Linked DNA regions of Homo sapiens: regions 1, 2, 4, 5, 6 and 7 are each linked to region 3. A link is a loop called in an ENCODE intact Hi-C map of the cell type or tissue named here. Cell type or tissue: PC-3. All regions are shown on one strand. Region 1 overlaps CMSS1 (cms1 ribosomal small subunit homolog). Region 2 overlaps CMSS1 (cms1 ribosomal small subunit homolog). Region 3 overlaps CMSS1 (cms1 ribosomal small subunit homolog). Region 4 overlaps CMSS1 (cms1 ribosomal small subunit homolog). Region 5 overlaps CMSS1 (cms1 ribosomal small subunit homolog). Region 6 holds the start of MIR3921 (microRNA 3921). Region 7 overlaps CMSS1 (cms1 ribosomal small subunit homolog).

Evidence for each region. A loop is a pair of places that touch in the nucleus more often than their neighbours do. Peaks named below come from ENCODE experiments on the same cell type or tissue, not always from the same donor. Only the 100,000 strongest peaks of a DNase experiment are listed, where the experiment ranks them.
Region 1: it touches region 3 in a loop (2.9-fold over the local background); 7 of 110 quality-filtered maps call a loop at or near these places.
Region 2: a loop joins it to region 3, with 3 times the contacts of the local background. A loop is called at or near these places in 3 of 110 quality-filtered maps.
Region 4: a loop joins it to region 3, with 4 times the contacts of the local background. A loop is called at or near these places in 32 of 110 quality-filtered maps.
Region 5: a loop joins it to region 3, with 6 times the contacts of the local background. A loop is called at or near these places in 59 of 110 quality-filtered maps.
Region 6: it touches region 3 in a loop (4-fold over the local background); 3 of 110 quality-filtered maps call a loop at or near these places.
Region 7: a loop joins it to region 3, with 11 times the contacts of the local background. A loop is called at or near these places in 15 of 110 quality-filtered maps.

Annotation. Positions count from the first base shown.
Region 1 is chr3:100,088,781-100,092,780 of GRCh38, reverse strand. The region is part of intron 1 of CMSS1 (cms1 ribosomal small subunit homolog); the gene reads right to left. The region is part of intron 1 of FILIP1L (filamin A interacting protein 1 like); the gene reads left to right. Among named protein-coding and RNA genes, the nearest start is that of FILIP1L, 24 kb to the left of the region's middle. RefSeq lists an enhancer at 2,108-2,608. In PC-3, a CTCF peak has its summit at 2,250; no DNase peak of the experiment used is centred here; H3K27ac peaks cover 869 bases.
Region 2 is chr3:100,102,306-100,106,305 of GRCh38, reverse strand. All of the region lies in intron 1 of CMSS1 (cms1 ribosomal small subunit homolog), which reads right to left. The region is part of intron 1 of FILIP1L (filamin A interacting protein 1 like); the gene reads left to right. Among named protein-coding and RNA genes, the nearest start is that of FILIP1L, 10 kb to the left of the region's middle. In PC-3, no CTCF peak of the experiment used is centred here; a DNase peak (open chromatin) is centred at 2,075; H3K27ac peaks cover 3,104 bases.
Region 3 is chr3:99,840,980-99,844,979 of GRCh38, reverse strand. The region is part of intron 1 of CMSS1 (cms1 ribosomal small subunit homolog); the gene reads right to left. All of the region lies in intron 5 of FILIP1L (filamin A interacting protein 1 like), which reads left to right. The region is part of intron 1 of LOC105374010 (a long non-coding RNA gene); the gene reads right to left. Among named protein-coding and RNA genes, the nearest start is that of HP09053, 19 kb to the right of the region's middle. RefSeq lists an enhancer at 984-1,485. In PC-3, a CTCF peak has its summit at 1,544 (motif pointing left); a DNase peak (open chromatin) is centred at 1,539; H3K27ac peaks cover 344 bases.
Region 4 is chr3:100,045,935-100,049,934 of GRCh38, reverse strand. The region is part of intron 1 of CMSS1 (cms1 ribosomal small subunit homolog); the gene reads right to left. All of the region lies in intron 1 of FILIP1L (filamin A interacting protein 1 like), which reads left to right. Among named protein-coding and RNA genes, the nearest start is that of FILIP1L, 67 kb to the left of the region's middle. RefSeq lists an enhancer at 2,087-2,176. In PC-3, no CTCF peak of the experiment used is centred here; a DNase peak (open chromatin) is centred at 2,324; H3K4me3 peaks cover 1,627 bases; H3K27ac peaks cover 2,769 bases.
Region 5 is chr3:100,067,005-100,071,004 of GRCh38, reverse strand. The region is part of intron 1 of CMSS1 (cms1 ribosomal small subunit homolog); the gene reads right to left. The region is part of intron 1 of FILIP1L (filamin A interacting protein 1 like); the gene reads left to right. Among named protein-coding and RNA genes, the nearest start is that of FILIP1L, 45 kb to the left of the region's middle. RefSeq lists a silencer at 1,994-2,073. In PC-3, a CTCF peak has its summit at 2,051 (motif pointing left); a DNase peak (open chromatin) is centred at 2,034.
Region 6 is chr3:99,962,836-99,966,835 of GRCh38, reverse strand. All of the region lies in intron 1 of CMSS1 (cms1 ribosomal small subunit homolog), which reads right to left. The region is part of intron 1 of FILIP1L (filamin A interacting protein 1 like); the gene reads left to right. MIR3921 (microRNA 3921) reads left to right here and starts at 2,438; the gene lies at 2,438-2,522. All of the region lies in intron 1 of LOC105374010 (a long non-coding RNA gene), which reads right to left. In PC-3, no CTCF peak of the experiment used is centred here; no DNase peak of the experiment used is centred here; H3K27ac peaks cover 1,061 bases.
Region 7 is chr3:100,005,092-100,009,091 of GRCh38, reverse strand. All of the region lies in intron 1 of CMSS1 (cms1 ribosomal small subunit homolog), which reads right to left. The region is part of intron 1 of FILIP1L (filamin A interacting protein 1 like); the gene reads left to right. The region is part of intron 1 of LOC105374010 (a long non-coding RNA gene); the gene reads right to left. Among named protein-coding and RNA genes, the nearest start is that of MIR3921, 43 kb to the right of the region's middle. In PC-3, a CTCF peak has its summit at 2,021 (motif pointing right); no DNase peak of the experiment used is centred here.

The DNA.
Region 1 (4,000 bases), 250 kb before region 3:
TGCTGAATGCAGGGAGATAAGACATGAGGACAAGGTAGGACCTCAGAGTAAGTATGAATATTTTTTTCTCTAAAGGGAGAACCTAAAATAATAATAGCAATAATGTATGTTTGCTCAGTGCATACTAGATACCAGGCGTTATTCTAGGAGCTTAACATGCATTGACTCATTTAACCCTCATAACTAGTGGCCTTCCAACTGGGGTATGTGTACTGGGCATGCAAATACAAGATATACACATGCAAGGGTATTTTAAGGAAATTTGTCTTTAGACCTTAACTTCCATTTGTACTTTATTTTTCAGCTGCCTGAGAATCCAACTACATTCATATTGGCTTTTCCATGTTAAAAAAAAGCCAAACTTCTCACTCAAAACAAATCTTATTACAGTTCATTATCTTGTATACCATTGTCTTTGGGGTAAACAGACTCCTGGAATCCAAAATATGCTATGACGGGAAATCTACTGGTTTCAGGGACACATGCTTTCATCAGGACATCTTTAGCCAGCATGTCAACTATTTCCAATCACAATCAATTCTTATTTAATACTGTTATAGAATATTTACTCTTTTCTACCTCCTATTTAACAAAAATAAACTTTGAAAGCCATGATAAAAAGTTTTAGATCCAACTTAAAAATGTGTGAGGAAGTATGCATTTTTTCTAAATTCTTTACAGAGTACATTTTTAAGGACCACTGCTCATAATAGCCCTATGAAATAGATATTAATATCCGCAACCCCATTTTACATATGTGGCACAAATAAGGTCCAGAGAGATCAAGCAACTTGCCCTAGGACAGATAGCTGGTAAAGATCAGCGTTAAGATTCTAACCTGAGAAATCTGACCCTAGAACCTGAGTTCTTAACCACCATGTTATATACTGCCTTTACAGTTTCAATTAATATTTACTCAGGCCCAACGTGGAATCGGAACAATGTACCTGTGAATCACGAGAGGAGACGCTGAGCAAATAATCCTGTCTTAAGGAAAATATTGGAAATATGTCTAGAAAAAGGATTTTACTCTGACTAATGATACTGGTAGAAAATGGTTAGTTTTCCATTATTTTTATTCTTGTCAGAGATGGCAGAAACAGGAATTTGGGATACTCAAGTGGCTGCAGATAAAAAGATTATGTGGGAAATTGAGAAGCTAGTTATACTTTTGTAATGTAAGTCAGGCACGTAAGTTAGAACATGGCTACACTTTTGGTGACAGAATAACTTATGATGCTTATGGCTGGGAACAGGGTAGAAGGCTTGTGCTGCAAAGCATTTATCAGCATGCATCTTTAAAACTGGCTGCTCTTGTTACCTAATTTCTTACACTTCTTCTTCCCTTACAAAACATGAGTCTTTCCAATCAAATTCCACAAAGTTCATTTATTAAAACATTTTGTTTTGGAAGAAGAAGGTGAACATACATACACATACATACATGCACACCCCTTAAAGGCAGGGTTTCTTTTTTCTTTTTTTTTTTTTTTTTTGAGACGGAGTCTCGCTCTGTCGCCTAGTCTGGAGTGCAGTGGCGCAATCTCGGCTCACTGCAAGTTCCGCCTTCCAGGTTCACGCCATTCTCCTGCCTCAGCCTCCCGAGTAGCTGGGACTACAGGTGCCCGCCACCATGCCCAGCTAAGTTTTTGTATTTTTAGTAGAGACGGGGTTTCACCGTGTTAGCCAGGATGGTCTCGATCTCCTGATCTCGTGATCCGCCCACCTCGGCCTCCCAAAGTTCTGGGATTACAGGCGTGAGCCACTGTGCCCGGGCCTAAGGTAGGGTTTCAGGAATGACATTTTCCAAATGACCTTGGGTTAAAATTACTTGTAATCCCAAGCTACTTTGAAATGTTTAACCTCTGCACTCATTTCAAGTTTTCTTAAAATATACTTTAGACTACATGGGATGGAATGAAGCAGGCAAGCTCTAGGGAGGATAGGAGATACCATATTCCTGAGGCCAGTCAGCCTGTCAGCACTGGCATACCTGCAGAGAGCTCCTAGGACAGTGGTGATCAGACAAGTTGTGCAGTTCTGATGGAGAGGTTTTCCTGAGCATTTGGGTGTCCTAATTAAATACAGCCTTATTTCATGATAGGAGTGACTCAGGGTCAAAGGCAATGGGAAATGCTACAGAGAACACGACTGCAACACCAGGAAGGCTTTGGAAAGGCAGAGGCTAGTGTTGCAGAGAAAGAGCCCAGGCAGGGGATTGCAGAACAGTTTCATAACCTACCACTGGGAGGGCCTGGGCAAGTCATGCATCTCTGTCGCCTGGTTTTGCTCTCAAAGACTATGACTCAGAAAATCAGAGGTGGAATTGCTTTCTCTAAATTTCTTAGAAAATGTTATAAGGTAGAGGAATAATCTCTTCCCTGAAAAATCACGACCAGCATGATTGAATCCCATGCTTGCATTCCCAGCTGCACTTTTCCAAAAGGTGTTTTCAATTATTTTCAGTGAGCTAATGTTCCCTTGACTATCTTAAAGACTCAGAAGATCGGGACAGTTAAATTTGAATCTTGAAGAAAACAATAGCAAACAGCTGCACAATGGACCCATGTGGACAAAGGTGCCTGGGGCCTTACTAGAAGGGGCATTCATAGAGTGCTTCATAGTTTAGGGAGGGACTGCCCTTGGAACAAGCCCTCCATGGAAGGAGCTCAGAAGGATCAGCTGCAGACAGTGAAGCAATGAGCTTTGAGATAAACATCAGTGAAGTTTTCTGTGGCTCCACGCACTCCTATCAGGAGAAAAGCTAGCTGGCTTTGCAGTTGCGGGGGAGTAGGGAAGATGAGTGTACTATTTCCTCCCTCCAATTTTGTTCAGTACTAGAGGAGGTCTTAGAGATCATCTGAGTCAATTCCTACAGTTCACAGCCTAGGAAACGGAAGACAAGACTTGCTCCAGGTCACTGAACTAGTAGGTGGCAAAAATGGAGACTAGAATCCAGTTGTTCCTAATATGACATTCTACTTAAAAAGCCTGACTAAATCTTCCTCAATTAGCCACGGGTGTCTTCTTTTCCAGATTATTAACGAGCAATGAATTCTTACTTCATACAAATGCCTATGAAATTTGTATTTATATTATACTACCTTTTCACTCAATGTAAGACATCAGTAAAGTGATTCAGTTATCAAATATCATATAAAGAACCATAATGGGAAATGCTTAGTTCTAGTCTGTTAAATTGTTCAGTTTTAGAAATGTTTCTGCTTCCTATCCTTTTTGCTTGACATGAGGCTTTGACTTATAGGTGGATGCAGAAAAATCTTCATATCTTCATCTCCATCTACTCTTTAGGGCTTTAAATTCAGTTAATCCATTACTTGCATAAAGTTAGTAAAAACAAAGAATATTTAATTTTGAAGAGTATTAGCTAGCATTGTTGAGTAGGAAAGAACAGGAAAACCAAGTAAATCTCTCTGGATGGTTTTGCTTGTGGATATGCGTGTAGTAATAGAAAATGCAACTGAACTCTAAATAATAAAATACTTCCTGTAGGGCAAATACAGCCAGAAAAATTGGAAAGCAGATCAATAAGATTACTACATATCTTTAAGCCACTGAAAACAAGAGCTAGACGTTGGAATGTATTAGCAAAGTAGCTATGTCTAGACACTTCATGTTAACTATATTATATAACTTTTACTCTTGGATACTTTACTGGTAGGGAAATGGATAAAATGATCCTCACTGATGCCTTCTAATACTGGTGCCTTACAGAGCAGAGGTGGGTAATGTCCTTATTTCATCAAAGGATACTTTCTCTCTGGAGAGTGTAAACCATGATTGATTCAAGTACATGCAAACAGTGACTTACTTAGTGCTTCTGAAAAATTTCTGAGTCAGAAGGACAAAAAATAAACATAACAAAAAACAAACATTTACATCACAAAAAGGAAAAAAAAGCTCACTAAATAAATACTACCCAGAGAAAGAAACTGGTTTCATATTGTAGTGAATTAAAAGATACAAAAAAGTGGGGCAG
Region 2 (4,000 bases), 260 kb before region 3:
CTTTCAGTCTGACATTATCATCTGCAAGTGTAAATCCCTGGAGAGTATTCCACAGCTGGAAGCTTGCACCTCTGCTCATAATGGTATCCTGGCTGTACTGACTTGTTGCTGCATCCTTTTGATAAGTCAACCTCTTCTGATTTACTATGTGGTATCTGTATCTGATTGTTCCATCAATCCTAGTCTACCATTGACAGTAATATCATATTTTCTCCATATGCTATACACAGCACATATGGATATTTTATTTAATTGAAACCCCTAGGAGGTATAATCTGTCTGTCTTGACTTCTAGACTCCCAGGCACAACTTTCTGTCCACACCATCTGATGGTGAGAAGCTATGTGAATTGAATGACTTCCAAGATGATGTTTCTAAGTTTGAAGTGAGAAAAGAAAGCTCATTGATTAAAAAAAAGTTTTTGTTTGATAAACAGAGAACTTACAACTCCTTTCAAAAAACTACTTGCATCCCAGGAGGTTAAAAGCCTGAGTATGAGGTATGCTATTTGGAGAAGGAAGAGTGACAACAGTAAGAAGCATGGGCTTCTAAAAAGGAAACTGATCTTCTGAAATGTCTCCTGGGATTGCATCAGCTTGACCTAGCAGTTGTTTTTCATTTCTACTTTCCAGACCACCTTTGTGTAAGAATTAATGACCTTCCCTCAGCCTATTAACTCAGAATGTCATTAATCTCTAGGAAATACCTTATCAATTCTGCTTAAAGGGTATATGAGAAGTGCTATGTTTTCGGTTAATCTTATAGCCCTTTAACCACCCTGTTCAATGATTACTGAACCTTCCTGGAAGTCCCTTTTGCCCCAGAATTAGTTAACATTTTAATAGCAGTCTTACTTGTAAGCTATGAAATTGTTAGATACGAATTGCAGTTGATTCAAAAGAAATGCCTTCCAGGGAGCCAAACTGAGTTGTGAGAAATATGTGTCTAAAAAGATATTACTAGTCCAAATTCCTATTGCTCATGTCTTTCCTGAGTACTTAACAAACTAAATATTGCCACTCCCAAATCAGTATTAATGGTCAGCTTCAATTATATGTTATTTCAACTTTAAGCTCTGGTAGGAGAATACATTATCTACTAAATCAGCCTTGTCAACAGGCCAGAAAAATCTTTACAGGCATAAATGTTTGTATGCTGTTAGAGGAAAGTATATGAGACTTAAACAATGCTTACTTGTGAACACCCTTTCCAAGACTAGGCTAAGAGAACAATAGCTACACCTAAGTATAGTAAAAGAAACAATCTGTAAATGAAGATTCTTATATACATAAATCATGTCATGAGCAGAAAGTTAAATAAAGGCAGATACTTTTACAGAAAGATTAGAGTTAATGCATAGGTGAGGTTTTGGCTGTTACAGACAGAAGAAACTATAGAGGTAGAAAAACATGGAAGTGAAGAAACAAGGATGGCAATAGCTAGATATTGAGCTAGCTAAGCTGTAAATGGTGATTCTCAGCCAGTTTTGGGGGTAAGGGAAAATAACAGGGGTGACTCTTTTCATCCCTGTTTTTTCTGAGTTTCTCTTGATGAAAGTTTTTCTTGATGAAAGCTAACAAGCTGAGAACATCAGTGCAAATCACCAAAGCAATCGGGTCAAATTCACTGCTACTACTCCTGCAAAACAGGAAAAGGCCCTCAAGCTTAACTTTTAGATTCCTGGGCATGCAAAGCAGGCCTTGGTCAGCCAGATCTGTACTCGGTTCTTCTCTGCCTTGGTCACTGTCCTCTGGGTCTTGGGAACACAGGCCTATGTTCCAAGCCATTGTTCTTTAAACAAAGTTGTGAACTGCTAACAGTTTTATTTAAAAGTTTATAAAATGGTAACCACATTGCTACATCTTTCTGGAGTATCTCAAACAAAGTGTGGGTCACATTTCTTGTGTAAAAAAAAGTGTAGCTCAGAGTTATTGAATAAACAAAGACAACTGATGTAGTTAACGGGCTTTGTGTGACCACAGCTATGTCATCTTGGTCTTGATTCCAGTTTCAGGCAGAGGTCAGGGTGAGCCATCCCACAAAGGGGCCTCCTACCAGTCAGTCCATCTAGATGCTTTGCCTGAGCAAGCTTCTTTGCAGTCCCTACCCTGTAACTTGGCATGACTGGCAATGGGGGTGGGGGTGAGAGAGGGCCACTCTCATTGTAACCTGTGCTCTCCAATCCAAACACACACAGAGAGCAGTTGGCTTCATTTCAGAGAAATGAAAAGTCACCTCTCCTCAGTGGATGGCTAGAAGCCCCAATTTGGTGACATGGCCTCTGGGCCTTTAAGCAAATAAGGTAAGAGGACGCTTCTACTAACTGAAAACCTCTGAGTTAATGCGCCTGATTAAACAAGCTGTCAGGAACCTTGGCAGACCCGTGCTCATGATTCTTATTAATAAGGTTGATATTTACATAAATATCAGCTGTTCATTGATAATGCTGCCAACACACAGGGCATAGACTCTTTTCTTTAGGATAACACAGACAGATTTATCTTAATGCAACAATTTGTTATTTGAACAAACATGTTTATTGCAAGGCCAGTGAAGTGAAACCCAAAGGTTTTCTTGTTTGAATTTCCCAGGGGGCAGTTTGTAATAGCTGCTGGAAGAGACCATTCCATGGCTTCTAATACAGTGCAATGCTGGCAACCAATATTCTCTCCTCCATCTCAACTTTGGCTCTTAACTGCCCACACCTCCTTTTTGCTCAACATGAAGAATGGTTGTTGTTACCTGCCCAATCCGTGCTTCCAACTTGCCTAGAAAAAACCTGATTCAAGTTTTGAGGAATAAACTCCTAAAGACTCTAGATCTTCAGTTACACAAAGGAGCTCACACCTAGAGTGGATTTTGCAAATATTAAAACAGTTATCCCAACACTAGTTTGCTTTCATGCCAGTACTTGTGTGGCAGCCCCCAGTGGGGCCATAATAACCTTCAGAATGGAGCAGCTTTGCCCAACCTCCTGCTGTGCTCAAGACTTCGGGTTCTGCATGTGTGTTTCTGGCTGACTCTTGCTGTCTCATAGCTCTTGCTGCCACTGTGAGCTGCTGCCTTCTCCATGGTCTGAGTGGGCTTCTTTCAAAAAGCTGCTTGGTCTGCTTATGTGGGGAGACTTCAAATCACCAGTTTCCTATTAAAGACTCCTGGCCTACAATCACAGGGTGAACAGGAATATACAAAAGTCAGGGAAGGTATTTCACAAAGACTAGATCTGTGTACCCACAGTCGGTCTGCTTCATTTTTACAGCACTTAGTCTCCCAAGCCTCAACCTCACACTTTTTTCCTCCACTGGCACCTGTAGTGCCATAAGCAGAGGGCATTACATTGCTTTTTCCTTTCAACTGCTCTTGCCAATCTGCTATGCTCTGGCAGAACTTAGTGGTAGATGGAAAGGTTATTTTTGATGACAGGGCTTAGCAACATTCCCTAAACAGAAAACCTCTCTCCTATACACTTATAGCACTGCAAAATACTTTTAATATAATTTAGTCACTGATCTCAGAAAAAGGAGAAAGTTGGCTTTGCAAATTATTGTCTTTCATAGCCAAGTAAATGAACAAACCCAGAGGAAGCACAGTGTCCCTGGGGTCATGAATTTAGTCAAACACGGAGTAACTACTGAATGCAAAGCATGGCGGAGGACACAGAATGCAGCTTGGCATTGTCCTTGCCTTCAAAGAATTAATAGTTTAGTAATGGAAGTAGGAAAAACACAAAAAATATAAAACAATATGGAATATAAAAAGTGTTACAAGAGACGTACAGATAAAATACTGGAGTAATTTGAAGAAAAGAGAGATCTCACACCTGTGGAGAAGCAGAAATCACGCTGATGAGGATCCAATTTCTTCTGTGCACATCTTAGGCTACTTTCACTTCTCTTTCCTTATTATCCCATTTCCAAGGATATTTAGTTATCCTCTTAACACCCGAGAAATGCAAATCAAAACCACAATGAGATACCATCTCATACCAGTTAGAATGGCG
Region 3 (4,000 bases):
TTTATCAAGAAGAAAGGTTTTATTGACTCACCATTCCTCATGGCTGGGGGAGGCCTCAGGAAACTTACAATCATGGCAGGAGGCAAAGAAAAGCTAAGGCACATCTCACCTGGCAGCAAGAGAGCGAGAGAGTGCACAGGGGAAACTGCCACTTTTAAACCATCAGGTCTCATGAGAACTCCCTCAGTATCACAAGAACAGCAGGGGAAACCACCCCACGATCCAAACGGGGATTTCAGTTAGGAGATTTGGGTGAGGACACAGAGCTAAACCACATACATAACCCATAAAGGATAAAATTAGGGGAGCTGTGAGATGGTCATAGAAGGGATATTTTATCAAAAATTTTAGAGATTTGTAGTCTAAGGATTCTATGGTCTTTACTGGTTGAAGTAAAACTCCCAATAAAAACGTTTTAGTAGCTTCTTTGATTCTGAATATTTACAAAGTGAGTCTCCTTTGAAATATGTTAGACAAAGGCAGGGAAAGACCTTTAAATTAACCAACACTCTAGCTTTTTCCTATACCCTGGTTTCTGTTATTAAGATTTTTTTCCTCCAAATAATCATTTTGCTTTGTAATCCCAAGAGAAAAGATAGGCAAAAATGCATGCCCCAAAACTCTTATAGATCAGCGTATCTCAGAGTAAAATCCAAGATACCTGTGTGAGAATCCCCTGATATTAAGTTCCACTCAGAGCTATCCAATGAGAACCTCTGGGGGCGTAGGGCCCAGAAAGCTGCATTTTAACAAACTCTTCTGCTGGTTAATTGTGCCCTAAAACGGTACTTCAAATTTTGATCTTTTTCTGGGCTAGCAATATGCTGTAAGATACTCTCTCCCAGTGCTGGGTAGTGGCAGTGAGCCACAGCTCCCAGTCAGCCACACAATCATGAGGGTAAACAACCGATACTGTACAGCAGCAGTTCCCAATTTGGCACAAGGGACTGTTTTCATGGAAGACAATTTTTCCATGGGCGGGGGGTTGGGGGGATGGTTTCAGGATGAAACTGTCCACTCAGATCATTAGGCATTAGCTAGAGTCTCATAAAGAGTGCTCAGCCTAGACCCCTCGCATGTGCAGTTCACAATAGGGTTCGTGCTCCTATGAGAATCTAATGCCACTGCTGATCTGACAGGAGGCAGAGCTCAGGCAGTAATGCTCGCTTGCCTGCCACTCACCTTCTGCTTGCCGCTCGGCTCCTAACAAGCCATGGACTGCTACCAGTCCGTGGCCCAGGGTTTAGAGGCCCCTGCTCTACAGTGTGCTGTGTTGCTAGACAATTTTGCCCAATTGTAGATTTATGTAAGTGTTCTCTGAGCATGTTTAAGGTGGGCTAGGCAAAGCCATGATATTCAGTAGGTTAGGTGTATTAAACATATTTTCAACTTTTAATATTTTCAACTCACAGTGGGTTTATGTGGTTCTAACCCCATCATAAGTCAAAAAGCATCTGTATTGACAAGCACTGGCAAATGTATTCTGACCATAGTCCCTCTCTTTAAATTACATCTGTAGTAGGAAATGTGGCTATTCTACCCTCTAGTGGCTGGCATGACAAACAGAAGGTTTATTCTCCAAGTTTTCTTTTTATTTAAAAGGAAAGCTCAATAAAAACTTCCATTTTATTGGGTGGGAAGATTCCCGGTTTTATAACTGTAGCAAAGCATAGATGCCTAAATCTTTGGCTGAGCTAAAGTAGGCTGTCTGACACCTACAAGGTCTGTTTCTCTCTCAATCCCAGGCCCTCAACTTAAATCTGTAGCATTTCTTGGGAAGGGTCCAGAACACACATTAAATAAGGCAGTTAGATGAACCAAAACAAAGGACTCCATTCAACTTATGGCACAGTGAAGCAAATACAAGAAAGAGCAAGGAAGACAAGTAGTTTACTAAGGTTCTCAAACCTTAAACCCCATTTAAATTCATTTTACTTAAACTTCAAGCCCTTTCCTTTCCAGCAGATGGACCCTTTCCATTCCTCAAGGTACATCAAGAAGGGTAAGGCTTTTGGGCAGTCAATATATCAGAGCAGCCATCCCCCAAAGGCAATGCTGTAGGGTAAGGAATCTTGAGGGAGTCTAGCGAGTTAACTGGCCAACACCTCTAAGTACTTCATAATTTGATAATGAATTAACACCATTTACATGGGAGCACTTACAAATCTGTCAACATTCCATCAGGTACCAGGTTTTACAGTTAGAATGCCACCATAAAAATGTATTCAGGAATAACCTTTGGCATTGCAGTCAGCCATTCCAGGGATAATCACTTTTATTTGTGGCATCATTTAAAATTTCATTGTCAAAATTGTTGATCAAGAGAAATAAAACTTATCTTATTATTTGAGGCAATATTTTGAAAAACTGAAACTAGTTTTCTTATTTTAGTGAGTTCTTCTTCCTCCTCATAGCCAAATGGTCCTGGTATGATATTTGAGGGGTTACCTGAGACCATCTTTTTTTTTTTTTTTTGGCCTGTTTTAATTTATTTATTTCAATAGGTTTTTGGGGAACAAGTGGTGTTTGGTTACATGAATAAGTTCTTTAGTGCTGACTTCTGAGATTCTGGTGCAACCATCACTCGAGCAGTGTACACTGTACCCAATGTGTAGTCTTTTATCCCTTACACCCCTCCCACTCTTTCCCCTGAGTCCCCAGAGTGCACTGTATCATTCTTATGCCTCTGTGTCCTCATAGCTTAGCTCCTCCTTATGAGTGAGAACATACAATGTTTGGTTTTCCATTCCTGAGTTACTTCACTTAGAACAATAGTCTCCAATTCCATCCAGGTTGCTACGAATGCCATTATTTCATTCCTTTTCATGGCCGAGTAGTATTCCATGGTGTATATATACCACATTTTCTTTATCCGCTCATTGACTGATGGACATTTGAGCTGGTTCCATATTTTTGCAATTGCGAATTGTGCTGCCATAAACACACTTATATGCAAGTATCTTTTTCATATAATGACTTCTTTTCCTCTGGGCAGATACCCAGGAGTGGGACTGCTGGATCAAATGATAGATCTACTTTTAGTTCTTTAAGGAATCTCCACACTGTTTTCCATGCTCGTACTAGTTTACATTCTCACCAACAGTGTAAAAGTGTTCCCCTTTCACCACATCCACACCAACATCTATTATTTTTTAATTTTTTTGATTATGGCCATTCTTGCAGGAGTAAGGTGGTATTGCACTGTGGTTTTGATTTGCATTTCCCTGATAATTAGTGATGTTGAGCATTTTTTTATATGTGTGTTTGCCATTTGTATATCTTCTTTTGAGAATTGTCTATTCATGTCCTTAGCCCATTTTTATGATGGGATTGCGCCTGTTTTGTTCAGCTCTTTAAAGGCTAGCCATATTTGGACAACTACAATATACAAATATAAGCCCTACAGACCTACAAAGCCTACCTCGTCCTCAGCCATTCCTGAGGCTTTTGGATAGGTGGAGGTGAGGTTACTAATGAATATTCATGCCTGTGGTGGTTACAAGCTAATACAGAGGGAATTGAGACTTCCGAGAGAGGACCTTTTAGAAAGGTCTAAACAATAGAGGGAGTTATCTGCTGTTCCGGCAAAAGGCAAAGGTGGTTGGTTATCTACATTATTTTTCTGCCACAGGCATAGTAGAAATGGAAAGCTCCAGTTTATCTGAAAACTCTAGTTTATAATTTGATATATTTGAAAGAAACAAAGGTACAATGTATTAACACAAATATAATTGTTCAAATGTACATATACTCTGGGCCAATCTGTCAATCAAGTGAGTGGAAACGATCCTTATGCAACCAAACTTGTGTCTCAGTGACATGCGCAGTGTCTTAGTATGCAATATGTTTTCTTCAAAGCATCACATGTACACAATCGATCAATCCACTGATCATGACACATTAAACTGTGTACCTCTTACTTGCCACTGGGGCAGATATTATGGAGATGAAAGATTCACTGCCCTTGAAGAGCTTATTAACCTGGGCAAAGAAATGAAAC
Region 4 (4,000 bases), 200 kb before region 3:
AAATCGCATATAACTTTTGACTCCCCCCAAACTTAACTACTAGTAGCTTACTGTTGACCAGAAGCCTTATTGATAAAATAAAAAGTCAATTAACAAGTATTTTGTATGTTGTATATATATTATAAACAGTAGTCTTACAATAAAGTGAGCTAGAGAAAAGAAAATGTTAGAAGACAATCATAAGGAAGAGAAAGTACATTTACTATTTGTTAAGAAAATATATTTACTATTCATTATTCTTCAAGTAGGCTGAGAAGGAGGAGGAAGAAGGGTTGCTCTTGCTGTCTCAGGAATGGCAGAAGTCGACAGAGTTCAAAACCATGTTGTTCAAGGGTCAACTTATTTCTGTTTCTCACTATTATCTCTGGCTTTATATTCTAATCACTTTTATTCCCTCAATGAATTATTTTAATTTTCTGTACTGCATATGTTTTGGAAGTGAGGTATAAATAGATCAATCAATAAAAAGAAGACTCCCTCTTAAAAATATGACACTCTAGTGCCATATTAACCTCCCTTATAATGCTGAGTGATTTTTTAAAAAGCTCTCCCCAAATTAATCCTTCATCGACTTTGGTAAGTTCGGTAAGACCCTAGGGTTTCATAACAAGCTAGAAGAGCAATAGTCTAACCTCTAATCTTTGTTGAGTATGCTCAAACCTCAAAAACAGATGATAAATGAAACAAGAGAACAGTTTATTTGTTACCATGATTTATTGCCACGTTTCTATAATGTAGAGAAGATATGTGTTCCCAAAGGTATAACTTCAAATAGTAAGGAGAGAAGGTAAAAGAAAAAACAAGGAAAGAGAACTGTTTGCAATTGTCAGACACAAATTTCTACAGTTTTTTTCCAGTTAAATTCAGACATCGACTTTGTTTCTGGCATAAAAATTTTATGCCCTTTTGTTTGCTATACTCTTTTATTCATATAAGATGTAATCCATTAGGTTTGAAAATAGACAATTGTGTGTGTGGTAACTTTAATTCCATGACACAAACAAAAGTGCTTTTCCATAACTGTCCAAGTCCATATTTAAGCAATCAGTCTAGGCCATCATATCAACCTTATATAATTCTGCACAACAGATTTTTTTTTAAAGAGTAAAATACAATTTTAGAAGCAGAAAGAAAATGTCCTAGGAGAAAAACCTAGGGCTAGTTAGGAAAATCTGGAATCCCAGTCTTTGTCCATGTACAGGGGCTGAGAAACATAAAACCCACCTGGACTTGATTGCTTCCTTTAGTGAGATGTTAACAGAGTGGAAATGATTCCTGATTTGGCTTTTATTTTCCCTCTCTAAATGGCAGTCCAAAAAAGTGGTGCAAGAATCACCTGGCACCTCAATTACCATGCTCAGTTTCTCCCCTGACACTGTGTGGTGGGTTGTGTCACAATAACTTTGCACCCACAGATATGGCTTCAGGGTGGGCTCTGACTGAGATGGAGTGAGCTCCGTGTCACAGCTTGCCTCGGTTAGCCACAGCTGCAGGGAAGAGCTGGCTCTACTCTTCCTCCTCTTTCCCCAACTCACCCCAAGCAAATGCTTCAAGCAGCTGCCATACTTGAGGGCTGGCAGTGCCGAAGGCTCTGAAGGTCTGGAAAGGGGAGAAATGAGGGGCCTCTGGGACTAAAGCATAACCAAATTAAGGGATAAACAAGTGAGTTAACTTTAAGTCTATTGCTAGTTTTCCTAGTAAAATAAAGACAGTGGAAGGATTTGGTCTGGACCTATCTGTCCCCTTCCCTGAGGGCTGTTCAGCAGAGCTTGGGACCTGGTCATTTGTGGGGCAAACAGGGCCAGAATGCAGGAAGACAATGCAAGCACAAGTGGACTTGGATTGTGGCTGTTTGGCCCCTATATGCCAGCTTGCCTGGGACAGTCCCTTACTACTAATTTAAACCCTTTCACTTTCACAAGCTATGGCCCAGTGTTTCTTAGGAGGGTATATTTACACTATAGGAGGGACAATTCGTTCTTTCATGAGTCTGCTCAACTCACCATAGAAAATTTGCCTACTAAGTGCCAGAAGCTACCTCCATCCTATCATTTTTCGCCCACCCTGTCATTTTGACAACCAAAAATGCCTTCCTTTTTTTTTTCAAATGCCTTCTGGGGAGAGCAGTGAGGCCCAGACGCACAGCCACTGAATGCCCTGTCAGTTAAAAGAGGAAGCAGAGGCTAAGAGAGGTGAAATGATTTGATTGAGGCTATAGCTAGACAGTGGCAGGGGCATTGTTTCTTGACTTCACATACAGTGAGGCTTCCAGAAGGACAAAACTCTACTGTCTCTTGACAGACACCTGCAGTTGAATCACTGTTTGCGGAGGCATAAACTGCAGGGAAAGAATTTACATGTGGTAATACCAGTGTTTTATTTGTGGCCACTTAATCATTCGCAGTCAGTAGCTTTATGACCCTCGCTGGTTTCAGAGGTTATGAATAATAATGGTATTCTTTAAGGAGGACATGATACTTTAGTTTTTTTAAACACATAGAATTTGGAGTTAAGTCATAAAAGCTTTCCAGAAAGGAAGAGGAGAGTTGTCATTAATTTTTAAATGCATGAAGCTTAAAGAGGGATTTACAATAATAGCATCAATAAATATGCTTTGGAAGCACCTTTTCTTCAAGGAATTCAAAACCTTTTTTTCTTCTAAAAATGTTTAAAGATATATTGTTCTCAAAAGAAGAAAATAACAACACTTCCCTCCGATAGTTTTTACTAGTTTCACTTCCTTAAAAGCATTTAATCCTGAAAATAACCCTAGAAAGGTAGGCAGAGAAAGTATTATACCCATTTTACCAACAAGGAAATTTAGGTTAGAAAACTTCAATGGCTAAACATTTAGCAGTTTTGGACCTTCAAAACCTGAGGACAATACCCTTTACATTTTATCTTGAAAACTCAAGTCGGGAGCACTGTTGATAGTCAATTATTATATTTACTTAAATAACAGCCTCTTTCTCCATGATTTAGGAGGAAATATTTTTTCCCTCTACCTAATTACTCATGGTCATTTGTTCTGCCTACCAACAGTAGTCCTGAACCATGGAAAATAGGAAAACTGGGTTACTTGGCCACTCACCACTCACTGAGCACTTACTATCTATTAGGCCCTGGCTGAGGTATTGAAGATACAAAGGCTAATCAGACCTGGCCTTATCAGGTTTGAAGGGTTCAAAACCATCTTGAGAGCATTTTGAGTATTTTTCTCACTTCTGTCAGCGCTGACTTATTTCTATTACCTGGAGCTGAGATGGCCAAGTGGTTGGTTGTGATTTTGCCCAGGCCAGGTCATTCCCTGTAATGACAACAGGACCCCTCTTTTGCTAACCTCTCTCCTCACAAAAACATCAACAACAACCAATTGTAACAACAATCCCAAATCCTGGGGGGAGTTGGGGAATTCTAGATTTATAATCTCTGTATATACAACAAGCTCTAGAGATAAAACTATGATCTACCAGTTAGGCTACTACTAGTAAACTTAAAAAAAAAAAAAGGTTGTTTACTTTCAGTGACAACTTTGAGAAATAGGTGAACAACCTGATACTTTTAACTACATTGCCAAATATAAAAATAATTCTGCAAATTCTGAATTTCCCTTTTTAAGACATGTCTGAGGCATAAGGAGGAGTGGACTATCTAGAATTAGGAATTTTCACAACTCTAAAGAAGTTACTGGATCCAAACGCTGGAATATCCTGGCCCTGATCAGTTTCAAGTATTCAGGATTAGATTCATAGAGTTATCAGTGCCCTGGGAAATTTGATGAGCCTGTTATTGAGAATACAGCTATTTAGCTGTGAAGCCTTGGGGGAAAACCAAGCAGTCATCATGTTACAATTCCTCACTATTCTCTTGCCTCTCCATACCCTTTCCTTAAAAAATAAACAAACAAAGCAAGCATGTGGCAAACATGTTTCCATTTTTCCACCAAGAATGCAGATGTGACAGCTTCTTCCCCTTCCCTTCTCTCATCCACCCCAGCTCC
Region 5 (4,000 bases), 230 kb before region 3:
TTAAAAGCAAAACAAAAAAAGGGCATTACATAGTGAGAATTTAATAAGGAAAATCATACACAAAGAAAACCACAGGCCAGGCGCGGTGACTCATGCCTATAATCCTAGCACTTTGGGAGGTCAAGGCAGGCAGATCGCCTGAAGTCAGGAGTTCGTGAATATCCTGGCCAACATGGTGAGACCCGGTCTCTACTAAAAATACAAAATTAGCCAGGCATGGTGGCACATGCCTTTAATCCCAGCTACTTGGGAGGCTGAGGCAGGAGAACTGCTTGAACCCGGGAGGTGGAGGTTGCAGTGAGCCGAGATTGCGCCACTGCACTCCAGCGTGGGCCAAAAGAGTGAAACTCCGTCTCAAAAAAAGAAAAACAACAACAACAAAAAAACCCCACGATGATATGAAGTCTTTATTCATAGACAACTTTTGATGGGGATGGGCAGTATCTTATTACAACCCCATACATCCACTTAAATTGGCACAAGGTTTATCTGTAAGTTTTATACCTTAAAATGTATTTAAGTTGAAAACTAAACTGATGGGGAGAATAAATCAACATTATTTAATATTCAAGTCCTAAGTAAAACAGAGTACTCAAAATTGGCACTAGTATAAAATTTTCTTTAAAATTTCATTAATTAGAAGAGATCAAACAGTCATTTCAGATATGTCTATTAATTTTACTCTGATCACACTCTTTCAAGTATTATGGTGATCAATTTTCCCCACAAACTTGCAAGGGAGAAACAACTGACCTCCCCACAAAATCTAACTTCAATTAACTATCTAAGGATGATATTCAGTGTTTCTCACATTAAAGGAGTTCAGAATCATGCTCTGGCTGTAACAGGAATGAGCACAGAGCACTTCATGTTAGCTGTTTGGTATCACTGTCCAAATCCACGGCCTCTTTCTGCATACCTTATGACAGTGCCATGTGTACATCCTTAATCAAATACTGTTAATTTTTAACGCATGAGTTTTTTATTTGAGGATCAAACAAGAATTATGTTTGAAATAAAAGGAAAAAAAAGGAGAAAAATATCTTAATGTACCATAGACTTGAATTACCCTATCAAACCAGATTTTCTTTTTTTAAGTTTCCAACAAAATGAACTGGATAGTGTGAGTCCTCTATTTCTCATATCCAGGGTAGATATCAGCTCCCTCTCGTAGGGCAAATATTTCTGCTTATGCCCTCACAAATAGACTGGCCCTCCATTCTGCCACCTCCTCTTACCACAAATTCTGAAATTTCTGGCAGAAAAGAGATCTGTCAAAACAGGTTACTTGTATTTTTATTGGTTCCTCCAGACCATGACGACATTTCCTGATAGGCAATGCCAGGAAACTATTAATGTCTGTGAAAAGCAGTGAAAATTCTTAAGAGTATAAACTGTCTGGTGCCTCAGGAGACTGAAGCCTGAAGGAACCACTAGTTTTTAGACTGTGACATTGATTCCATTGGCTGCCGTATCAGAAATCCAAAACACCACTATCAGAGGAGAAGAAAAAGTGTCTTTCCAAAAAGAAAGGTCTGGAACACACAACCAGCCATCTCCTTTCTCTTAACCACTTGCCTGCTTAGAACAGAGCAGGTGAGCATTATGTGGGCAGCTAATGGCTGGCTCAGTTAAGGCTGTTGCAAAAATTAGGTAATTTATTCAAGAAATTAATAGATCTTTTCCCAAGCAGGAGGGGTAATAATGCCTACAACAGGATGAAGAGAGTGTGGCTTTCCCTACAAATGATAGAAAGAATGCAACTAACATCCATGTGCAGAAATAGAATTGCACCTTTTTAAAGGACCTCAGTGATCCGCTCAGTATGTGAGCACTTGATGCCACTGACCTTAAAGGAGTAGGAGCCTTACAGAAGACATGAAACTAAATGGAACAAAACTAGTTTGAGGCACCAGACTTGTATGAGACTTTCAAGTATATCAACTGATCTATTATGAAGTGCCCAAATCACGTGGGTACTTGCTAACGTTCTATCTGGGTTTGTGGAGCAGAACGGCAGCTCCCTGCACTGTCATGTCCCTCTATTTCACAGTGCCACCTGCTGGGCGAGGGTGAGAGCAAGCTGAACTTTCTTGGGAGTGGTACCTGTGAATTCACAAAATAACCTCTGAAATCACAAACAGAAGAAACATCTTTGAGACCAGCCTGGCCAACATGGTGAAACCCCATTTGTACTAAAAATACAAAAATTAGCTGGGCATGGTGGTGGGCGCCTGTATTCCCAGCTACTTGGGAGGCTGAGGCAGGAAAATCGCTTGAACCTGGGAGATAGAGGTTGCAGTAAGCCGAGATCGTGCAACTGCACTCCAGCCTGGGTAACAGAGCAAGACTCAGTCTCAAAAATACAAAAAACAAAAAAACTATTGTTTCAGAATTTTTCATGTTTTAGAAAAGTAAACTGATACATATACTATGTATTATATGAAACTTGCAGTGGGTTCTTTGGCAGCACCCACTAATCCAACATTAATATTCCTATAGCAAGATGTATGAATATTTACATTAAATTGTTAAAGAATCTAGATAGACTTGTGTGTTAGTTCAGATGATGTTTTGTAGTTAAATGTGTTTACTGAGTCAAAAGATACTATATCTCTCTGACACACACACACACACACACACACACACACACAGAGGCTCTTTCATCATTCATGTTTGTCTCACTATGCATCCATCCAGGTTTATAATAACATGGCAAAATTGCTTTAAAGGCCATTTACACATCTACTAGCAGTGTGCAAGTGCACGTCCTAATTCACTGTATCTTTGTCAATACCAGGAATCACCATTAAAAAATTTGCCAATTTGACATGCAAACAATGGTATTTCTTTGATTAAATGTGCATTTCTCTGATTGCCTTGGAGTTTTACATATGCTCCATGTAATCTTTCACAATTTTAGGAAGTAGTTATTCCTAAATTCCCATCATTAGTGGTGGATCCAGGTTGGCTTGACTTTAAAGCTTATGCTGTGGAGGCACTTAAAAGAGGGTTCTTGGAGGTGCCTTGGGTCTTTGGGACACAGACTAACACAAGGACATGAATGACTTGCCTGGGTGGTAGGGTAGGGAAAGCTTTGATTGCATCTGTTTACTAATATTGTGCTTCTCTACTGTGCTTCCCTATTGTACTATACCCAGAGTCCTCCTGGGTGGCCATTAAAGCCTCTTTGAAATGTCAGCCCACTTCACTCAAGGCTTGGATAGAGACCACAGAGACTATTTCAAAGTAGTGTGGTATATATTTAGCACCTACTCAGTGTGCAGTACACAGTTTTTAAACTAGTTAATCATTAATCAGTTTATTATCAAACCAGTATACTACTGAAAATTGAATCATCTAGATAATCTTGTGAATTCTAGTTGTTCTTCTTTCCCCCTAAGGGCTTATATTTACATTAAATAAACCTGTATCTGAATCAAATCTGCAAAATTCAGATGATTTGACAGCATTTTAGATGAAGTGAATTTTGTCAGATTTCACCTGAAAAACACTCACTATCCTCAATCATGTATACTAATGGAGGAATGGGAATAATTGGAGCCAGGGATTCAACAGACATTCCAAAAGCCTCCACCTTTCTTATATATACAACCTTCACCAGGGTGCTTAGTTACCTGCTTTCCAAGGTATGAGTCTCTAGACTTTCACCTGCACCATAGGTAGGCCAGAATAACTTGTATAAATGCCAAGAAAGCCAAGAAGAGAGAAAAGGTCATGGTAATTCAGTTTGAGTAGGGATACCTTACTTTTGTTCAACTGTGATGCTAAAATTTCCCTATTTAAAACAAACAAACAAACAAACAAACAAACAAACGAGATCAAAAACATAGCCAGGGCTTCAGAGTTGCAAAACTCCTGTATTCTAGGTGACTGGTGCCCTGGGAACATGCATCTCAGTGGCCCTGTGACAGTTAACCTAATCACAGTCCACGCTTGCCCTTCTGAATACAAAGCACACTTGACTGAGGAATCTCAC
Region 6 (4,000 bases), 120 kb before region 3:
CAAGTACGGCATGCTCTGTTGAATTAATTTTCTTCAGTTACGTCTTGTATACGTGGCCCATATAACTTTACAGAGATCCTGCTCACCAAATGATTTTTCAAATCTGACACACTACATTTATTAGAATGATTCTATTTTCATCCACCTAGTTTTAAAATCTGCTAGAGTTTGAAGGTTGAAAATGCCATGTAAATGTGGCATCTTAAATCAAACTGTATATACAGAGCGAAGGGTTCTGAGTAACAGTAATAATAGTTGTCCTACTTGTTGAATGTTTATAAAGTTAATTGTTAGTGATGAGTGAACTCAGTCTAAGTCTCCGTACTATTTTGACGGGGCTCTGCACAAAAACAATCATTTCTGGGGAAGGAGAAATCTTCTAGACTGAATTATATCTAGTTCTAACCTCTAAAACTATATATAGCCGAAAAAAAAAATCTATCCATCAATTTTCTGGAAGGGTTCAGGCTTCAGATGGAGCAGTGGGGCTATGAAAGAAACAGAAAGGAAGGGCTACTGGTGGTGGAGGCTGCTTTGCCCCAGGAGATCTGCCTGGAGTTGACCATTTCAACTTCCAGCCATGACAAGCTCCCATGCCCAGCCTCTGCAGCCTGCTTAGGTTCCTTCCCAAACTCCTCCCAAGTTAAGAAACAACTTATCTAAGGAATTACTCACCTACAAGTTGTGAACATTTTATTTACCTTTCCTAAGAGATATTGTGAGAGAGATATCCCTGTAAATATCACTTTCTGTGTTACAACACTGTTGTGCTGTACCCCTATTAACCTCAGCAGGGAAGGCACTAGGTTCAAGAGGCTGAAGAAAAGACCCAGAGGCAGCAAATGAGACATGGGGTTTACTAGGGGCTTACATATGGGGAGAGAGTGGAGAACTGGTGGCAGGCGGGACAGGAGAACTGCCTTATGTACAGAAATGGTCCAGTGGCGGCAGGCTGGACAACATGACTGCATGGCCAGTGGCTGCGGGCTGGGCAGGAAAACTGCAACTGCTTGCAAACAGCATGCAGTTTATAAAGCATTTTCATTTAACACCCTCCCCCTAATGACCTCCATCTGGTAACCTTCATTTAACCTAAAACTCAGGGCCTTAATCCCCAATAAGCCCATGTTCCACAGGATGAGCAGGGGGCTCAGATATTTATCATAGTAAGGAATGAATCTCCGAGTTGGCCATTCCTGGATTCCCTACCTTGGAACACACATTCAGGTGCACTGGCCATACATGGTCATTCTAAGGGTATGCTTAAATTGCTGCTATCAGGTATGTTTACCCTACAAACAAACAAATGAAGAAAAGTATCTGGAAGAAATTCAGAGATAGCTACAAATTTAACATTTATCTCAATTCCAAAGGTCTGGAAAATCAGTCATGACCTTGAAGAACATGCTGGTACATCCACAGAGTACACTACGCCAGAAGCAGCACATGCCATAGCACCTGACTGGGCAACAGAGAGAAATGTGACAGCCTGCACCAGTAAGAACACAGGCCAACCTTTCATTCTTGATAAAAAATTATAAAACTCCCACATATACAAAGAACACAGGAAAGAAAGTCATAAACCACTTGGACTCAAAGGAAAAATACCTGACTCATATATTTGTTTCACAATTTAAGCACATATCCCTCATCTCACAGTGGGGACTAAGTGATATGCTTGGCTAGTAGGATTAACATTGCTTCAGAAAACATTTTCCTGGACCAATGTAATCTTTCAAGGTAATTACTAGAAAATAACACTTGTAAATTTCCTTTAAAACTTTATAAGGTATCATAATTTATTTACAGATACAGCAGTATCTAAGTATATCAGGTACTTCAAGAAATACAATGAAAAGGATCATGTTTCTTTTTGGTTTGAAGAACAATTTTTATACAGAGTCTTAAAGCCTGGGAAACTATTGTATCTGTGCACTATGGGACTGATGTTCAAGTGATCTAATATTAACTTAGGAAAGAGTTTTTCCACAGTTACAGGGAGCATAGTAGATGAGAGGTGTGTGAAGGTATGATCCCCCTTGGGTAGCCTGGAGGTTTCTGGGCATTAGTCTCCTAGGGGACCTCTTTCTTCGGCTGCCCTCCAAAGCCTCCTTTGTTTACCATACTGTTCTAGACAAATATTCCCAGCTTCTCTGTGAGCCATATTGAGAAACAGGTTGGGAAGCTCTAGCTTAGGAAACACATTTCCTTTTGGCCCTAGACACACAGAGAAGATCACTACAAGAACCTGATTCAATGTCAGAGTGATATGGTGCAAAGAACAGAGTGAGGAATGAGATTTGGGTTTTGGCACAGGCTTTCTCACTACCTAGCTCTGAGCCCTGAGCAGATCACTTACCTGTCAGGACCTTGACTGCCTCACTATAATGTAAGTGGTTTGGCCTTGATCCTGTTTAAGGACCCATCCTAAACATCACCTAGCCCAGTACAAGGCATATGGTACTCAAGAGACTTAGAAATCCCTAAGTCTCTGAGTACCATATGCCTTGTACTGGGCTAGGGAGAAACTAGACACAGACACTGTCCCTATTCTCATGGAACCTGTAACCTAGCTAGAGGTAAGATCATTAATCAAGATAAATATTGATAAATAAAAATTAAATCTAACTGAAGCGTAATGGATTTGGAAGATAGAATTATCACTGCTTATAAAAACTCAATGTACTTCCTACTGAGCATATAAGTCTATAGGGTAAATCTGCACCACAGAACGAGTCTATGCCCTCTGTTTTTATTTAATCACATAACAATTATTATGTTCAAATATTCAAACATGGGCTTGAAGATTATAAAGTCATGTGAAATCAGCTTCACCTTGGTTGTACCTGGGAGCTCCTGCCTGGCCTACTGATCATTTTCGTTATGACACATTTTAATTAAGTCATTAACAAATGGATGTGGCTGGGCGCGGTGGCTCACACCTGTAATCCCAGGACTTTGGGAGGCTGAGGCAGGCAGATCACAAGATGAGGAGTTCAAGACCAGCTTGGCCAACATGGTGAAACCCTGTCTCTGCTAAAAATACAAAAATTAGCTGAGCATGGTGGCGTGTGCCTGTAATCCCCAGCTACTCAGGAAGCTGAGACAGGAGAATTGCTCGAACCAGGACCCTGGAGGCGAGGCTGCAGTGAACCGAGATCACGCCACTGCACTCCAGCCTGGGCTACAGAGCGACACTCCGTCTAAAAAAAAAGAAAAAAAAAATGGATGCATATTCAGGTAACACCATCAAGGCAAAGAGGAGTGCTAAAAGTCTTCTCTGACACAAAATGTAAATATCCCGCTCAATCAACATTCTTTCTTATCCTTCTAATACTTTCAAGCAGTTGCTCCCACTTCACTTCTTTTTGGACCCACAGAGACCGTCAGCCCCTTACTTCTGTGCTATATCCTTATATAACAGCCCACTCTTATTTTTACTTCTTTTCCTATATAGCACAGGCTCCACGGATCATGACTTCAAACTTTCTCTTATTTATCTTCATCCCTTCTGTTCCCAAGAAGCACTTACCTGCATATATCCACCACATGGGATCAGTCAACACTAGGGTAAAATCACTGCTAGTGGAAAACCACACACTATTCTGGGGCAACTATACCTTCATGGTTGCTAGCATTAAGTGGCTTGATTTGGAAAGGTTTCCCTAAGAGTAAGAGCATTTCGAACTTTCTCTGGTGCACTGTTATCCTAATTATTTTACCCTCTGTAGGCAGGCTAAACCCTCTTTGACAGTGGCAGAAGGCAGGGAGAGAAACTAAGGCTGCAAGCAACCTCAACGGCTGGTAAAACCCAGGCTAGCTCCTAAAATCCATCAAGAGAGCAATCTCTTCCATGCAGCAATGCCTGTGAGTAACATGTGAAATATGGATGAATACTTGCTTTATTTATCTCGGCCATGAACATTCCAGTGAGTATGTAGTTGTGACCATAAACAGCAGGCTACAGCCATTGTCTTAAGGCACCCTCAGAGTACTTCAT
Region 7 (4,000 bases), 160 kb before region 3:
GCTTTATTTTTCCTTTTAAGTCTACTGCAAACCAGTCATTTTTATTATTTCTTAGCAACTATGGTAAAGGTTTGGGTGGATGTTGAGGCTAAAACTATCGTTGCATATGAAATCTGAAAATCAATGTCAAACAGAAAAAAGTTTCTTTCCTATATTTATAGGTGTTCCAAGTTTCTGAACTATGTAGGCACTTTGTAATTATTAATTAATCCCACCCATGCCCAGGAATAAAATCACTTTGCTGCATCTAGTCAGATGACCAACAACTGTTTATTGATGACATTATGCTATTTCTGCACGCAAAATACAAGGGCCAGAGCAAGACAATACTCCTCCTAGTCTAGAGTTTATAACAGTAAGAGAAGCAAGGCTAGCAAACATATGCAAACATTAATGGTACAATGAAGTACAATGCTGAATGTTGCTGTGCAATAGACTTATAATTACTTAATAATTATTTGGAAAGATCATAGTATTAACCCCACCATTGTTCCCTGTCTTTGCTATTGTCCTTCTTTTTGTCAAAGACTATATTCTTTGCAGCTAGAGTAGATTTCCATCTTGACATCACCAGCACTTCCTCTAAATTCTAATCTCTAGAAGTCCTGGAGAATGAGAATTGCAGGATACCAATGACTACAGCAAACACATGGTAACACTTATATGAAGGGTACCCTGGCTGCAACTCATATGAAAATCTTGGAAAATTTTAGTTTGGGGAACTTTGGCTGCTTTTTTTCTTTGCCTTGCATAGCCTTTATCAAGCAAGTCCTTATGGTATTAAAACATTTGGCACTGGTTCAAGTCTATGCTATTGCTGGCAGGGAATCTAATTGGGAAGCAGGGGTGGAGTAGTTACCTTTATCAGGAATGACCTTAAAGTTATGGAAAGGCTCCTTCCTTCCCACTGCTTAGTAGCCTTACTGAAAGCTTTAAACCCAGATGTGAGAAAAGAGAATGTCTCCAACAGCAGCAGCAATTTATTGTAATTATGTTAGTAAAAACATTAGGAAGGTGGAAAATGTTATGTCAACTTGGAGGAGGGAAACACTTTGTGTACAGGTCCCAGGCAAGGTTGTGCTGGGGAAAACAACCATAACCTATAATTCCCAGGGAGCCCTCAGTTTCCAAATTTGCAAGAAAATTAGGAGTTAACTATTTTAAAAACTAGTAACTATATGCAATGCATTACCCAGTGGGTGAGAGACTATAAGAATCTGTTCACTAACAGACACCAATAGACACCTGTCTGTACTCCCTCAGTGGCTGGCAGTGGCCAATTCCCTGTTACCACTAGATAACTAATATATTTTTTCTATCAGTACTATATCACAATTGGTAACAGTGGCAGTCAAAGCAACAAGGCCCATTTTGCCTACACGATACTGTAGCTTCCATCAGTGACACACTTTTTTGGTTTAAGGCAATTTAAAGGTTGACCTTGAAATGCAATTAGAGCAAAATCTGTACACTTTCTGGGCCAATTCTGGGCCTCTCTGTGCCTCAGTCACATAACTGAGAGTTGGTTTTGTCCCTGACTCTCTTCTTCATTACATAACGGATCTCTTACTGTTTCTGCTGACTAGACTTTTGCATCTTTCATGATTTGATTTCTCTCATTTCATCTTCTCATTTTTTTCTGTGGTGGGAGATATACAAGCAAGGTTTCCAAAATTTGATATTTCACACAAAATGCATTAGCGAGCCATGGCAAAAATCTGTTTTGTGGGCAGACACATCATCAAAGCTCTCCTCTACATGGACTAGTTTTCTAGTCAAATAAAAATTTCAGGAAATAAGATATTTTCATCTCAAAAAATAAAAGCTAAAAAGAGTATGTCTGAGAGACTCAAACCATTTACTTTCATGGTCATGAAGAGAAAATAGAAAAAGCAATAAAAGCCTTAAGAGCAGAAAATGACAGGTGATTTCTCCTTTTCTTCCCATTTCAAACATTTACCAATAGGCTAATGAATGCCAAGGATGCAAGAAAAAGCGAGTCAGAAAACTGTAGGCCACAAGATGGTGTAAACCTCATGTGGAAAATACCAGCTAAGGCACTAAGAAAGCCAGTAAGTAATGAAAGATTTATAAAGATGAATATGCTCAAGTTTTGGACAAAGAATATACAGAACAAAACCAAACAAAAACACTTTTTAAAACAAGTTATTTTTTATCCTTCTCAATGCATATTAGAGATAGTTCAATTTTAAAAGCTTGCAGTGGTTTAGTAATCAAATAGCTTAAGACAATGCACAGTTCTACCCATCAAGAATGCTTGTTTACTTTGGCTGACATGCCGCAATTATTAATTTACTTATCTGATTCAAAACAGAGTAAGCTCTTACTTTTAATTTCCTAACTTAACTAGCAAACTCTGGGAGTCACTATGCTAAGGGCTGAGTGCAACCCAAGCTGGAATTTTTTTTTTTTTTTGGAAAGAAAAGATGTAAGATAAATGAGCTGAATTCTCATCATTCCAAAGCTGAGTTTTAACAGTACTAAACAAAAAGGGTAAAACTACAACTTCTGGGATTTGAATGATAGCCTTCATGACTATATAGAAAAAATACTTTTTTTAAAAGGAGACTTTGGGGCAGAAAATTATAGATGATAACCTCATGAAAAGCACTGAAAGATAGGAACCAAATTTATCCATTTGTGGGTAATAGTTATGATAATTATGGGGAAGGAGGAAAAAAGGCTGTTGGCAAAGGTATTCAAAGGAAGTACCTAACTATTCCACTCATGAAGAAATCTGGAGATTATTTAGGGAAATGACTTGTACAAAGGAAACAATTCAAAGACAACAAAAACAAAATTTAAATAAGAGCCAAAGATCAGTTGAGGGCTGGGGAAAACAGTTTGGGTTAGTTTCTGAGGTTATCTTAATGGGGTCAGCCTGTCTTACTGCCCCAGCCCCCAGAAACCACCAGTATACCTACCTGCATCCCACAGAGTTTTATAACTGCAACAAATTTTACCCAGAGGTCTACGGCTAAGGGCTTTCTGGTCTAATGCTTTAGGGCTTTCCAGAAACCTCTTTTCTATAAAACTTCTATCCCACTTCCTATCAAACTACCTTTCCCTTCTCTACCATTCTCCATTCTGGTTCTGGCATGTGTGGATTGAAAAAGCAATAGCGGAGGTGGGAATGAATGGGGACACAGCTGGTCTGTGGCAAAGAGATGGTGGGTAGCAAGCAGCTGCATTTTGGAGGATTAGGATCTTGGAAGCCAAAGAAAGCTTCTTCCAAGTTCTCTCCTTTCAGTTCTTTCCTCTCTTGGGCAATAATAGAAATTCCACAAAACACACAAACTTTCTGAATTCACAACACTCTTCCTCATAACCAAGTGTGTTTATTATGACTGCTAACATTTTCTGTGTGCCTTGTATTTAGATTTCTCTAAGAGTTTCAAAGAGGCTTATAAATTTCCATTAAAACAAATATTTCTGGCTATATTTTATAAATACAATTTAACTTTAGAATCATTGGAATTCAATTTGTTAAAAGGTTATTCTTGTAAAATTTGGTTTATTACACTACACTCACATTTCCTAAACCAGGGTTCTTAAAATCTAGACTTCATAAGAATTCTCAGGGATGCTATAAATATAGATTCATATTTAGTAGGTCTTGGGTGGAACCCTGGAATCTACATTTTTAATAAGCACCCAAGGAGATTCCTATACAGTGGGGGTAGAGGGACCCCACTCTGAGATCCCATCCTAATCTGAACCCCCTAACCTCCCAGCTTCACCTTTTTCAAGACAGCCTGTTTGAGTGACAGTAGTCAAGCAGTCACACTGAATATTGAGCCAAAAACACAAAGTGAGCAATCTGAGAAAAAGAAAATTATCACCAACAACCTTTCATTTTTAACAATACAAGGTGCTATACAAATACAGGAAAGAAAGGGAGGTTTCCTGGTTGTAACTCCACTTCCTTGAGTAAGATAAGGTTTGGTATTATGAATGAATTAGCTGGCTTTCCTATTCA